Linked DNA regions of Homo sapiens: regions 1 and 2 are each linked to region 3. A link is a contact called in ENCODE Hi-C or POLR2A ChIA-PET data. All regions are on one chromosome and are shown on one strand. Each heading gives the region's core, a stretch centred on a gene start or an enhancer-like site at or near the end of the contact. The rest is flanking DNA. Distances are from core to core; before and after follow the strand shown.

The links. Hi-C counts contacts between places; a loop is a spot of excess contacts on that map. ChIA-PET counts read pairs that join two places held with the same protein, here RNA polymerase II (POLR2A). Pooled maps may share reads with other maps.
Region 1: a pooled map shows a loop between it and region 3 (7-fold over the local background). The contact joins the promoter of NFATC1 here to the promoter of ZNF516-AS1 in region 3. A Hi-C loop is called at or near these places in 2 of 37 single-sample maps with no recorded cell type and 9 of 50 pooled maps.
Region 2: a loop to region 3 is called in a map of naive thymus-derived CD4-positive, alpha-beta T cell, with 4 times the contacts of the local background. The contact joins the promoter of CYB5A here to the promoter of ZNF516-AS1 in region 3. A Hi-C loop is called at or near these places in 2 of 168 maps with a recorded cell type or tissue (B cell and naive thymus-derived CD4-positive, alpha-beta T cell) and 12 of 50 pooled maps. POLR2A ChIA-PET finds 5 or more read pairs at or near these places in 1 of 52 experiments (T-cell).

What each region holds. Positions count from the first base shown.
Region 1 is chr18:79,393,895-79,397,833 of GRCh38, reverse strand. NFATC1 (nuclear factor of activated T cells 1) reads right to left here and starts at 1,904. Exons shown (of 10, transcript NM_001278669.2): 1 at 1,483-1,904. The coding sequence starts at 1,609. RefSeq lists silencers at 1,209-1,308, 1,669-2,068, 3,494-3,783 and enhancers at 965-1,512, 3,154-3,273.
Region 2 is chr18:74,290,042-74,293,640 of GRCh38, reverse strand. CYB5A (cytochrome b5 type A) reads left to right here and starts at 1,678. Exons shown (of 5, transcript NM_148923.4): 1 at 1,678-1,894. The coding sequence starts at 1,766. RefSeq lists enhancers at 590-759, 1,119-1,178, 1,468-1,637, 1,717-1,886, 2,492-3,099.
Region 3 is chr18:76,489,381-76,493,030 of GRCh38, reverse strand. ZNF516-AS1 (ZNF516 antisense RNA 1) reads right to left here and starts at 1,379. Exons shown (of 2, transcript NR_136504.1): 1 at 1,342-1,379; 2 at 1-274. All of the region lies in intron 1 of ZNF516 (zinc finger protein 516), which reads left to right. RefSeq lists an enhancer at 678-727 and a silencer at 1,388-1,477.

The DNA.
Region 1 (3,939 bases), core at 655-3,154, 2.9 Mb before region 3:
AAAACTAGCCACTGCCCCGTCGTGTTTTTTCCTTGCGTAAAAGAAAGGGGCTCCTTACTACAGGTCGGCCACCGGCTCTTCAGGTACAGAGATCTGAACTTGGAAAGACCTGCCTTTCTAAAGGGAGTGATAATGAACACTGCGGCGTAAGTGTCCCAGGATTTAAAACCGAAACTCCAACAAAAAAAAATTTTTTAAACTCTGCTACTAGCAAGAGCACATTGTGTAAAACACTGACACGGGACATGGTTTAAACATGTCAACATTTTCTAACATTGGGATGAAGTGGTGTCTACCTCCCGTCCCGTGAAGCGTCAGGGCACCGACCACACGGACCCCCCTCCGTGGAGCTCACGGCCCTGTGCTCAGCTCTGCTAAGACCAGCGAGTTTTCCAGAGCTGGGGGAGCCCGGTTCTCAAGCAAGCCCCGCAGTTATCAGGGTCGCGCAGGAAGCGGCAGCGCTCGGAAGGACGTCTGCCCTTATGAAGTACATATGTTGGCAGGTGTGCTGGCGCTCTTTAAATAAATTATATAAAATATTTCAGAGCTGGTAAGGAATTTGGAAAAGCGTCTTCCAATTTCCATTAGCATTGCAATCCCTAATCCCTAACTCGTATGCTCACACCTCTGCAAGGGTATTTTCAAAGCCACTTGCAGGAGCCCACCCGGCATCGCCAGGGGTGTGTGCCGGGGACGGGCTAAGGTGGGGGACTGGAATGTGAGATGCGCCGCAGGGGGGTCTCAGCGCCCCCCACACCGGGTTTCAGGGACCCACACTGTGCCATCTTTTTTTCACTATAAAGAAGCAGCTCGAAACTTGGCGGTTCCTTTTCAAACTTGCCTGAAACATCTTCTCTGGCTGGAACTCCTGCCTATAGGATTTCAAAATGGCTTAAATTCGGGGCTGTGCTGCGGCCGCGCTTTGGATCTTTTGGTCCTGCAGGTCCAGGAGCCGGCGTGACGGGCTCGGCCCTGGGGAATTCAGGGGCGCGGCGCGAGGGAGACGCCGCCACGAGCTCGGGGTGGGGGTGGGGGGCGCAGAACCCCCAAACCGCGATCTTGGCGCCAGAGGGTGGCTCTGCCTCGCTCAGGAAGACACGGGGCATCCTTCACTCCCAAGGAAGCCTCCCTTCCTCCCTCCCACGTGCCCTCTGTGGTCCTGACGGCCCAGCCTCGCCCGTCCCCAAATCGCCGGCCTGCGAGCCGCTTCCTCGGCGGGACCCGCGGCGGCCTCGCCTCGCGCCCTCAGCGCTGGGGCAGAGGAGACACCTATTGGCAGAAGGCGCGCTCGGAACCGGGCTGCTGGGAGCTGGGGGACGCCGTTCCCGGTCCGCGCCGCGCCCCTCCCTGGGCGCACAGACCCGGCCGACCTCGTTCTCTGGCCCGGACCCCTCCGTGCGGGCGACGGGGGCGGGGTCGGGGGGCGCGGCCCGGGCCGTGGGGGGCGCAGGGGTCCGGGGGCGGAGGCCGCGCGGGGCTTACCTTCCTCCGCTGACTTCATGGTGCCGCCGGCGCGCGGCGCGGGCCCCAAAGTTTCTCCTCTCCCGAAGACCGCAGCCGCAGGGCCAAGTGGAAACTTGGAAGGGACTGGAAAGCTGGTGCTTGGCATCCGCGCGGCGGCGGCGGGGAGTGGAGCGGCGGGCGGAGGCACAGGAGAAGCGGCCGCCCCGCGCTGCCGGGGTCGGGTCTCCGGGAAGACAGCCCTCGCCCCGGGCTCAGCGCCGCGCGCCCCGGAGGAAAGTCATCGAGGGGCGTGTGCGCGCGTGGCGGGGCCCGGCCGCGGCCCTAGGACCTGCGCGGTGGCTCCGAGCCCTGCCCGCGCCCCGGTGCCCGCGCCCTGCTGCTGGGATCTGGCGCGGCGACTCCGCCGGCGAGTTCGGAGCCTCTGAGTCTCGCTCTGACGCAGGGCCGCGCTCTGCCTCCTGCCTTTTTAAAGCTGGAAAACACCTCCCCCGCCTCCCCGCCGGCCCGGCGGCTCCCGCGCCCCCTCCCTGCCGTGACATCACGCCCCTGCTGCCCGGGCCCGCGCGGGGCCCCGGGGACGAGTCGCCGAGCGCCCGCCCCTCCCCGCGCCGCGGCAGCCGCTCGCCTGGGGGCAGGGGCGCAAGAGGCGGGGCGCGCACGGGGAGGGGGGGCGCACGGGGAGGGGGGGGCGCACGGGGAGGGGGGGCGCCCGGGGAGGGGGGCGCCCGGGGAGGGGGGGCGCACGGGGAGGGGGGCGCACGGGGAGGGGGGGCGCACGGGGAGGGGGGCGCACGGGGAGGGGCGCACGGGGAGGGGATGGGGGCGTAGGGGCGGGAACGGGGAATCCGGGGGCCGGGCAGGGGGGCGCTGGGGCTGGCGGGGGAAACGGGGGCGAACGGGCCAGACGGGACGCCTGAGTCCACGCGGGTGTCCGGAGGGAGCCCGGCCCTGCTGGAAAAGGGGCGGGGGGCGGGGGCCGGGGGCCGGGGAGGGGTGTCGAGAAAGCCCGGCATGCTGAAGTCATTATGTAAAATCGCAGGCTTCCCCCGCTGTGGAAATTTGGAAAAGCGCTTCACTGGCAGGCCCTAGAAAGGAAATTCCCATCCCGCTAAATTACTAACAGATTGCGTGGCCGTCCCGGGACGTCGAGTTATTGTCATTTTTATTCTGTAAATATCTGCTCGACCTAGACGGCCTGTGGCAGGGGCCGGCGTGGGGAGGCCCGGGGACGCGCTCACCTGCCCTAGCCGCCCGGAGGGGGCGTTTTATGGGCGCGACTGCGCGACTTCTGACGGGGGGAGGCCCCCCGGCCACTCACACTTTCCTCTCTTACGTCTCCCTGCGTCTCTTCGGGCGCAGCTCAGCTGCCAACACGGCACCGCATTTTCTTGTTGGCTTTGGATGGGGGGGGTTGGAGGTTAAAGTGTCTGGTGTGTAGAAACCATAAATCGATTGCACGACACCCTTATGTGATTTAAACTAAACCCAAAGGCTAAACTCGTGTCTGCTGCGGGGCCCAGGAGGTCCGCAGACCCCCAGGGATCACTGTGCCCCGTGGGTGCCCCCCACAAGCGCCTCCTCCCTGCCGGGGGAGGCGGTCGGGCGCTGCAGAGCCCGCGAAGGTGCGCGGCCAGAGCCCGTCCGTCCCGCGTCCCGAGGCCTGGCTCCATTCGGCCGCCCCGACTCAGCACAAATGGAACCCCGGCTTTTCCACCGCAGGCCTCGGCCTGGAGAGACGTGCCCGGATTAGCGGGGTGGTGGCCGCCTCGCTCCTGCGGCGTCGAGGCCATTTCCAGGGGTCTCTACCTGCGGGGGCCCCTACGGCGCCGAGCCAGGCGTGGCACGCGCCCCAGAGCACCGGGCGCCGGGAGGGGAGGAGGGGCCGCGGGAGGACGCCCAGGCCGGTGGGCGGGGGTCGGGGGGTCAGGGGGACTCCAGCGAGGCCGCGCCCCCACGCCCCTCCCCCTCCCCTCCCCTCCAAATCTTCCCGCCGCGAGTGTCCCCAGGCCTGGGGCCAGGATTTGGCGGGGAGAGTTTCCGTCCCCCCCGCCCCGCCCTCCTTCTCCCCACCTCCAGGACGGGGCGGGCGGAGACTCGCCGGGAGGAGGGAATCCCGAGGCCGGGTCTGGCGGGGCGCGCCCAGCCGGTCACGTGGGAGACTGAGCCCCTCGACCCCAGCCGCGGTCCTCGAGCCCGGGACCGACCTGGCGAGGCTGCCCTTGGCTCCTGAGGAGCCGGGGCCGGGGCGGGGGCGGCCGGCTCTTCCTCCTCCTCCCGCCCCTCCCCTTCCTCCGCTGCCGCCTCCTCCTCCTTCAATAAATAATTTTTTCACCCCATGCAGAAAAGCTCCCTTTTCCTGTCTGCTCTCAAAGCCGTCCTTATCCCCCCGCCCGGGTGACGGAATCCCGGGTCTGTTTCCCTCTGTTTAATGCCGTTGCCGGGACCACGGTGGCCGCGCGCCAGGCGCAGGGAGTT
Region 2 (3,599 bases), core at 429-2,928, 2.2 Mb after region 3:
AAGGTGAAGGATCAAGGCAGGTGTCCCTGTGGTGATCAGACACCTCTGAAATGTGGGTGAATAATCAGGCAGGCATCCCTGCAGTGATTAAACACCAAGGGAAGACTGTCTTCTCGAGTCCGTGACCAGTGCCGGAGTTTTGGGTTCACGGATAAAACACATCTCCTCTGTCTCTATCAGAAAAGGAAAGGAACTGAAATTAAGGGAAGGGATAGATTGAAGGGTGGTGCCAAAATTGAAAGGAGAAAGAGGTTGAGAGATAGTGAGAGAGGTTGGAGAAGAGAGTAAAAAGAAGCTGCTTACCCAATTTAAAATTGGTGAGATGTTCCTGGAGCTGGTTGGTCTGAGGACCCGAGGTTGTAGGTGGATCTTTCTCACAGAGCAAAGAGCAGGAGGACAGGTGACTGTCTTATCAGTTAAGGCAGGAACCGGCCATTTTCACTTCTTTTGTGATTCTTCAGTTGCTTCAGCATTTTCACTTCTTTTGTGATTCTTCAGTTGCTTCAGGCCATCTGGATGTATATGTGCAGGCTTGGGCTCAGAGGCCTGACATGCGTGTGTTTTGTGTTTTTCTGGATAGGCATGCATTCCTATGGAGGAGGTAAGCAGGGGGAAGGGAGCTCACATTCATCAGACACCTAGTATGTGTAGGAACCTTCTGCATCCCTGGAAGGATGGATGACCCCACATGTGAAACCTCTCGTGTGGTTCTTTTTGGAATTAACTACCATTGCTGAAAAGGGCCTACATAAAATATCAAATTTTAACATGCTGGAATTTTTCTTTATTTTTTTTCTCCTTCAAACATTTGTAGCTCTTTATATGTGGTATTTCCTCTGTGTCAGAAGGGAAAGAGGGTGCCCTTTGGGGAAGTTCTCTTCCAGACTCCTAGAAGAGAATCTGATTTACCTTAAATGCACAAACAAGGCCTTGCCATGTCACTGGCCAACCGCAGACAAACTACTTCAGTCACAGAAATAATTTGGACACTTTTGCTTTTTAAGGAAAAGATGATTTCCCTGGATTTTTTTCCTGTGAGGACGAGGCATTCCAAAACCCCAGCGGGGTCAGGCACAGTTCGCCAACTTTATGTTTTGGGGGGCAGCGCATTTGCTTCCCGAAGTGAGTTGCGAAACCGTTTTCTAGCGCGCACGGGGCTTTCATCTCTTCCGTGCATGCGAACGGCTTTCCGAGATGCCCCCTTTATGGGCTTGGCCATCGCTACTTTTGTTACAAATTAACGTCTGGGACTCGGACTGCTGCCAATAGGAAACTCCCGCGATTCGCTGCCTAGTTCGCCGCCCTCACAAGACTGGACTCTGCACAGGCCATCCATGCCCGCTGGTGCACCTCGCTCTCTCGCACGCTTAACCCGCGGGGACGCCCCCGACCTCCCACCTCAGCCCTCGCCACAGTTAGTCCCGCCCTTCCGCGCAGACTCCGTGGAGTCCTGTCACGCTCTCCGCGCGCTGCGGCAGCCGGGAGATTGTGAAGGGCACCTCCGGCAGCCAATTAACACCCGCATACTGGGCGGGACCACGCTTGGGCAGGCGGAGGGGGTCGACCGAAGGCGGGGACTTTTGAGTGACAAGGATGATGGCCAACCGTCGGAGGCCCTTCTACTGCGCCCCGCCCCTGAGCCGGCCGCCCAGCCCCCAGTGGGGTTCCCGGCGCGGGGAATGTCCCGGGTGGAGCTGGCTGAGTCGCGCGCTCTGCTCCACCCGACGGGGCTGTGTGTGCTGGGCCTGGCTCGCGGCGAACCGAGATGGCAGAGCAGTCGGACGAGGCCGTGAAGTACTACACCCTAGAGGAGATTCAGAAGCACAACCACAGCAAGAGCACCTGGCTGATCCTGCACCACAAGGTGTACGATTTGACCAAATTTCTGGAAGAGGTGAGTTGGGGATGAGCGGCTTGGGGCGCAGGGAGCGTGGGCCGGGTTTGGGGGTTCACTGGCATGACCTGTCTTTCGCGGCCCGGAGTCCGCATACCTACGCCTAGGCGCGCCCCCCGAGTTCGCTCACCTGCGCGTGTACGCCTGGGCGCGCTTCCGAGTCCGCACACCTGCGCGTGCAAGCCTGGGCGCCCCCCACCGCCCCAAGTCCGCACACCTGCGCGCTCACACCTGGGAGCGCTCCCCGAGTCCGCACACCTGCTAGTGTACACCTGGGCGCTCTCCTCGAGTCCGCACACCTGCGCGTGCACACCTGGGGAGCGCTCCCTGAGTCCGCACACCTGCGCGTGTACACCTGGGAGCGCTCCCCGAATCCGTACACCTGCGCGTGCACACCTGGGAGCGCCCTGCGCGGCGGCATCCTCGCTAGGTGGTGCTGGAGCAGCCTTCCGGGGATAGCGCGCAGCCATGCGGGGGATTTAAATGATCCCTTTCTCCCTTGAGTTTGAATAGAAGGGTGTCCTTCCAGGACCGGCGGCATTCCCGCAGTGGCCGGCTGGAGACCACCCACCCCGAGAGCTGCGGATCCCGCCGGAGGGGACCCCAAGTGCGGAGGTCGGGTGTGGTCCGGGCCTGCGCTTCCCGCGGCAGCCACTGGCCGACCTTGCGGTCCACACCCACTCGCGTTCGCGTTCACCTGGAAGAGGCTCGGTGTTAATTAACCTTTTCCAGTCACGCCTTGGCAGCCAGGTGCCGTGCTTGACTCCTGAGACCGCGGTGTGTGGCTGGAGCAAGAACACAGAGGCCAGGCAGAGCAGCGGACGTTCTGCGTGGGACTCGCCCCTAACAGCTTTGGAAGGTGTAATAGGAAACGTTGGTTAACTTGAAGACATTCCTTTGATAAGATTCTTTGCATTCGGTTATAATTTTTGCCGCACACGCTAAGGGGCGCTTTTGGTGATTGTCTTAGATCCTCTGGAAGTGTTTTACTACTTTTGGGGGAGTCTCAATCATAAATCTTAACGCATGCTCACGCCCCCTCCCAATAATGAGAAGGTTTAGTGATGGGAATTTTTTACATAGTCGGGGAGCAGGGGACAAAAATAGATGCCTGGTCTGAGCTGGATCACAGTTTATATCAGAGGACTTTGTTTTTGCAGAAAATGTTAAAATCAAAAGGCCTGTTTTAAAAAATGAGGCTGGGCCAAGCACGGTGGCTCACACATGTAATCCCAGCACTTTGGGAGGCTGAGGCGGGTGGATCACTTGAGTCTAGGAGTTCGAGACCAGCTTGACCAACATGGCGAAACCCCATCTCTAACCAAAATACCAAAATTAGCCAGGCCTGGCGGGGCACGCCTGTAGTCCCAGCTACTCGGGAGGCTGAGACAGGAGAATCCCTTAAACCTGGGAGGCAGAGGTTGCAGTGAGCCGAAATCGCACCACTTTGCTCCAGCCTGGGGGACAGAGTGAGACTCTGTCTCTAAATAAATAAATAAAATTAAATAATAAGGCTGGAGTTGATGTTTATTGGTAAGGTATTTCACTCTGGAGCAGTGCCCGAAGATAAAGTCATGTTACCATTTAGTAAGGAGGGGTTTATGTTGGGAAATCAGAGCTGACCTGTCCTCTCCCTCCTGCCCGGCTGCAGATCTTGTCATATAACATCAATTCTCATTAACTCTAAATGTGGAATTTTAAGATA
Region 3 (3,650 bases), core at 130-2,629:
GCGGCTTTCTCCATCCCGGAGGTAATTTGGGGTGTGTGTGTGAGCGCGCGCGTGCGCGTGCATGAGCCCATGTGTCTGCACACTGTGAAGTCTGGCCAGCCCCGCGCATCCGCAGGCTTCTGCATTTACACAGATGTGTGATGTAGACGTGGACACGCTTTTATTCGAGTCAGTTCGGCTACATGGGCACGCAGCAGCCCCCACGGAGCGCCTCCCCCTCCGAACGTTCTGTGAAGCATGGGGTTTAGAAGCACTTTCAGATTCAGGTCGGAACCTGCAGAAGGGGGAGAAAAGAGGAGGGCTGTGATTGTTTCTCAGCAACTGGGGACTCGAAACGTGCGGTTTCTCTGGCCTTGGTGCCTGGGCACGCGCGCCCTGGTGCGTTTTTGGTTCAGGTGATGATGGAACCCACTCGCCCGGGCAAAGCGAACTGAGAACGCGGATTGCTGAAACTGATGTGAACTCCGTAGAAAAGTGAAGGGCAGCATGTGTCTTCCAACTTCACATGTGATTTTCTCACTGGGAGTTGATGCCTAGTCCCTGGCAAATTCTAGAAGGTGAAGCGCTCGTGGCCAGTGAAAGTTCGGCTGCCCACCCGCCTCCTGAACGCTGCGCCCTGGCTGCGTCTGACCCGCACAATGGGCGTATTCACGGGCACAGCGCGTCACCGGCCACCCCACGCTTGCAGCTGACTTACTGTGGCACCGACTTTCTCAGGAATATCGGTAGTGATGTGTGTGGCTCGCGTAGTACGCACCTCGGGAAGCGTACGGACCCGACCTGAGCCGAGCAGCATCTCCGTGTAAATGTTGGAGACGCGGTGTCTTCCGGGAGCACCGCGGGGTTGCTGCGCTTCTGTACCCACCGGGATGGGGATGATGCAATGGAGAGGTTAAGGACCCACGTGCCCACTACCTCCCCGGAGACCCCTGCAGGGAGACCCCTGGGAGGGACCTCGTCCATGCGCGGGTGTGCCCGGCCACCAGGCCGCACCGAGGTCACCCGAGGGTCCGTGGGCGACCTTCGTCCTCCTCTTCTGCAGAAATCTAACTCGGTTACAAGGTAGCGTCCGACTCCGCGCCTTCCCTCCCACTCGGGCCATTTCCGCCCCCCAGCCCGAGTTCCACCCAATTCTGCCCCTCCCCAATCTCAGGAGCCGGCGGAACCGGGACTGGGCAGCCCTGGGAGGTGTCGTTGGATTAAATCATTCCTATTTCGGTGTGTCTGAGCAGCAGCGGCGCTGGGGCGCTACTGGGGGACCTGGGGCACGCGCGGCCAGGGGCCGGGGGCGAGAGCGCAGGGCGGCCCTCTGGGCTGGGGGCGGGTCGGGGGGGGACTCACCTGCCCGCCCCGGGGTGGGGGCGGTGGCCGCTTGTTGCTGGGCTGCCAGGAGGAGGGCCGTGGGCGGGGCGGGAAGGGGCGGAGAAGCACGGGGAGGGCCTGGCCCGCCGCCCCCGCCCCCCGGCGCCCGCCCCCCGCCCCCCGCCCCCGTCATGTGGAGCGGACGTCACACGCCTGCACTGTAACCCAAGAAGTGAAAGAGACGGACCCACAGCCCAACTTCGCACCATAACAAAGGCGGGGGTCTGTGCGGGCCGGGGGGCGGGGGCGGGCGGGGCGGGCGGGGGGAGCCGGCGGGGGCGGGAGCGAGGCCCGGAGGAGGAGAGAGGGGGCTGCGGGGGGAAGGGCAGGCCGCGGGGTTGGGGGGAGCGAGCGGATGGGGCTGTGGAGGGCCGGGGCCGGGGCCGGGGCCGGGGAGGGGGGCGGGTCCGGTCCGGAACTGGGGTCTGCGCGGGGCTCCGGGCCGGGGCAGGCGGGGGTCCGCGCGGCGGCGTGGACCGGGCTCCGGGGGCCGAGGCGCGGCGGAGCCCAGGTAATTGGTTTCTATTTTAAACTTCACTTTGTTCTGGCGGAGGTGGGGCGGTGGGAAAGGCGTGGCCCCGAGGACGATTACATAAGTGTTCACACCTGAACCGGTCCTGCGCCCGCGAGCGGATTTGGGGTGGGAGTTGGCGGTGGGCACCCGGGCTTGGGGCGCCTCGCGAGGGGCTGCTGCGTGGGGGTTTTGTGTTCTGCGTGTGTGACCTCACAGTGTCTCCGCGGTAAAGAGGCCGGGGATGGCTCTGTGGACTGCCTGGAAAAGCCCAGATGTGCCCGTGGGCGTTGGGCTGGCCTTCCAGGGGTGTCCCCTGCGTAACAAAGGACGGAGCCCTCGGACCCTCCGGTCCGCTCGTCGTGTGACTTAACCAGCAAGTCACAAAAGGAACTTTAGTGGGGATCCTACTTACACATACAGCAGAAAGGCATTGCCCCCGTCAGCCTGCCATGCAGTTTCGAATCTTGATTGAAGGTAATTTAAAAGCTGAGTGATGTACGTTCACCATGGGGCTATGGAGTAAATACTATTAAAGAAAATGACCCGAGTAGATGCAACGGTGGCTAGCCTCCCAAAAGGAGCTTTTCCAGCTTATTTTAAAAACCACCTTATTAATATGATTGAAGTATTTTGGTTTAGGGATGTGTTACTTAAAAGAGCTAGGCATGCATGTTATTTGATAGGATACTGGCTACTGCCGTGTAAAATAAAAAGAGCTCATTTTATCATTTGTTCCAGCTTCATTTTCACTTGCATTCTTTGATTATGTCGTCAGGTAACTGTTATTTATATTTACACAGACCAGCCAGAATTAAATATGCCACATACCACTATTGTGCATGGGTCTGAGAACCCCTCGCCCCCCCTTAGTAAAATTGGAGAGTGAAGTTGCGTAGGAGCCTGCCGTGGTGTCAGGGGTTTGAGAGTTGGGTTACTTGTAGGAGGACGTCTTTAATTTCACAGGAGTGACCCCCATGGCCATCTTGAATGGGCTCTGGGATGAACTGAATTCTGTGTAAGACTCACAAATATTTTGGTAATTGAATTTGAATTTTGGTGTGTTAAGGCACAAGCATGTCTAATGTTTTTCTTAATTCATTAGTAGGGCTTTGTTTTCTTAACATTTGCTAATTTGAATATACTGAAACACCAGAGCGCATTAACCTTCTAAAAAAATAATAATCCCGGTGGATCTGTAATAAAACTAACCAAGAGGAATGGGGATGCCTCGCTAGAATGAAACACAACACCAAAATAGCAGGTTTAGTAGGTACAGCTTTCAACAATGCAGAGAGATGGGAGTTATGCCTATTTTTATTTCTGAAAGCTTTTGTTTATTAGAATAATCTTTCCAGATGGCTTAATATCCTGAAATACACTAGATCAAGAACTTTAACTTTGAGAAATGTGTCTGCTATGAATTGTTGACACCCTGAGAATAGTTTACCTCACCAATGTTTTCCCATTGTTATCTGTAAACAACCTTCAGAGTCTACTAATTTAGAGATTTTATTTTTCCTGGAACCCTGAAGTCCTACATTTCTAACTTTTTTTTTTTTTTTTTTTTTGTAAGATGTTGTCCCAGAGACCAAAATTGACTGAAGGGAATGAGAGAGGTCTTTGAAAACAGGTCACAATGTGAAAAGCACTTTGTCTCCACTTTCATAAATGAAACTTTTAATTCCATTTACCTAACTTCCCCCTGCAAGGAGATATTTGAGTTTTATAAGTGAAGCATTTGATGTGATTAAGTTTAGCAACGTATGTGAAAAAG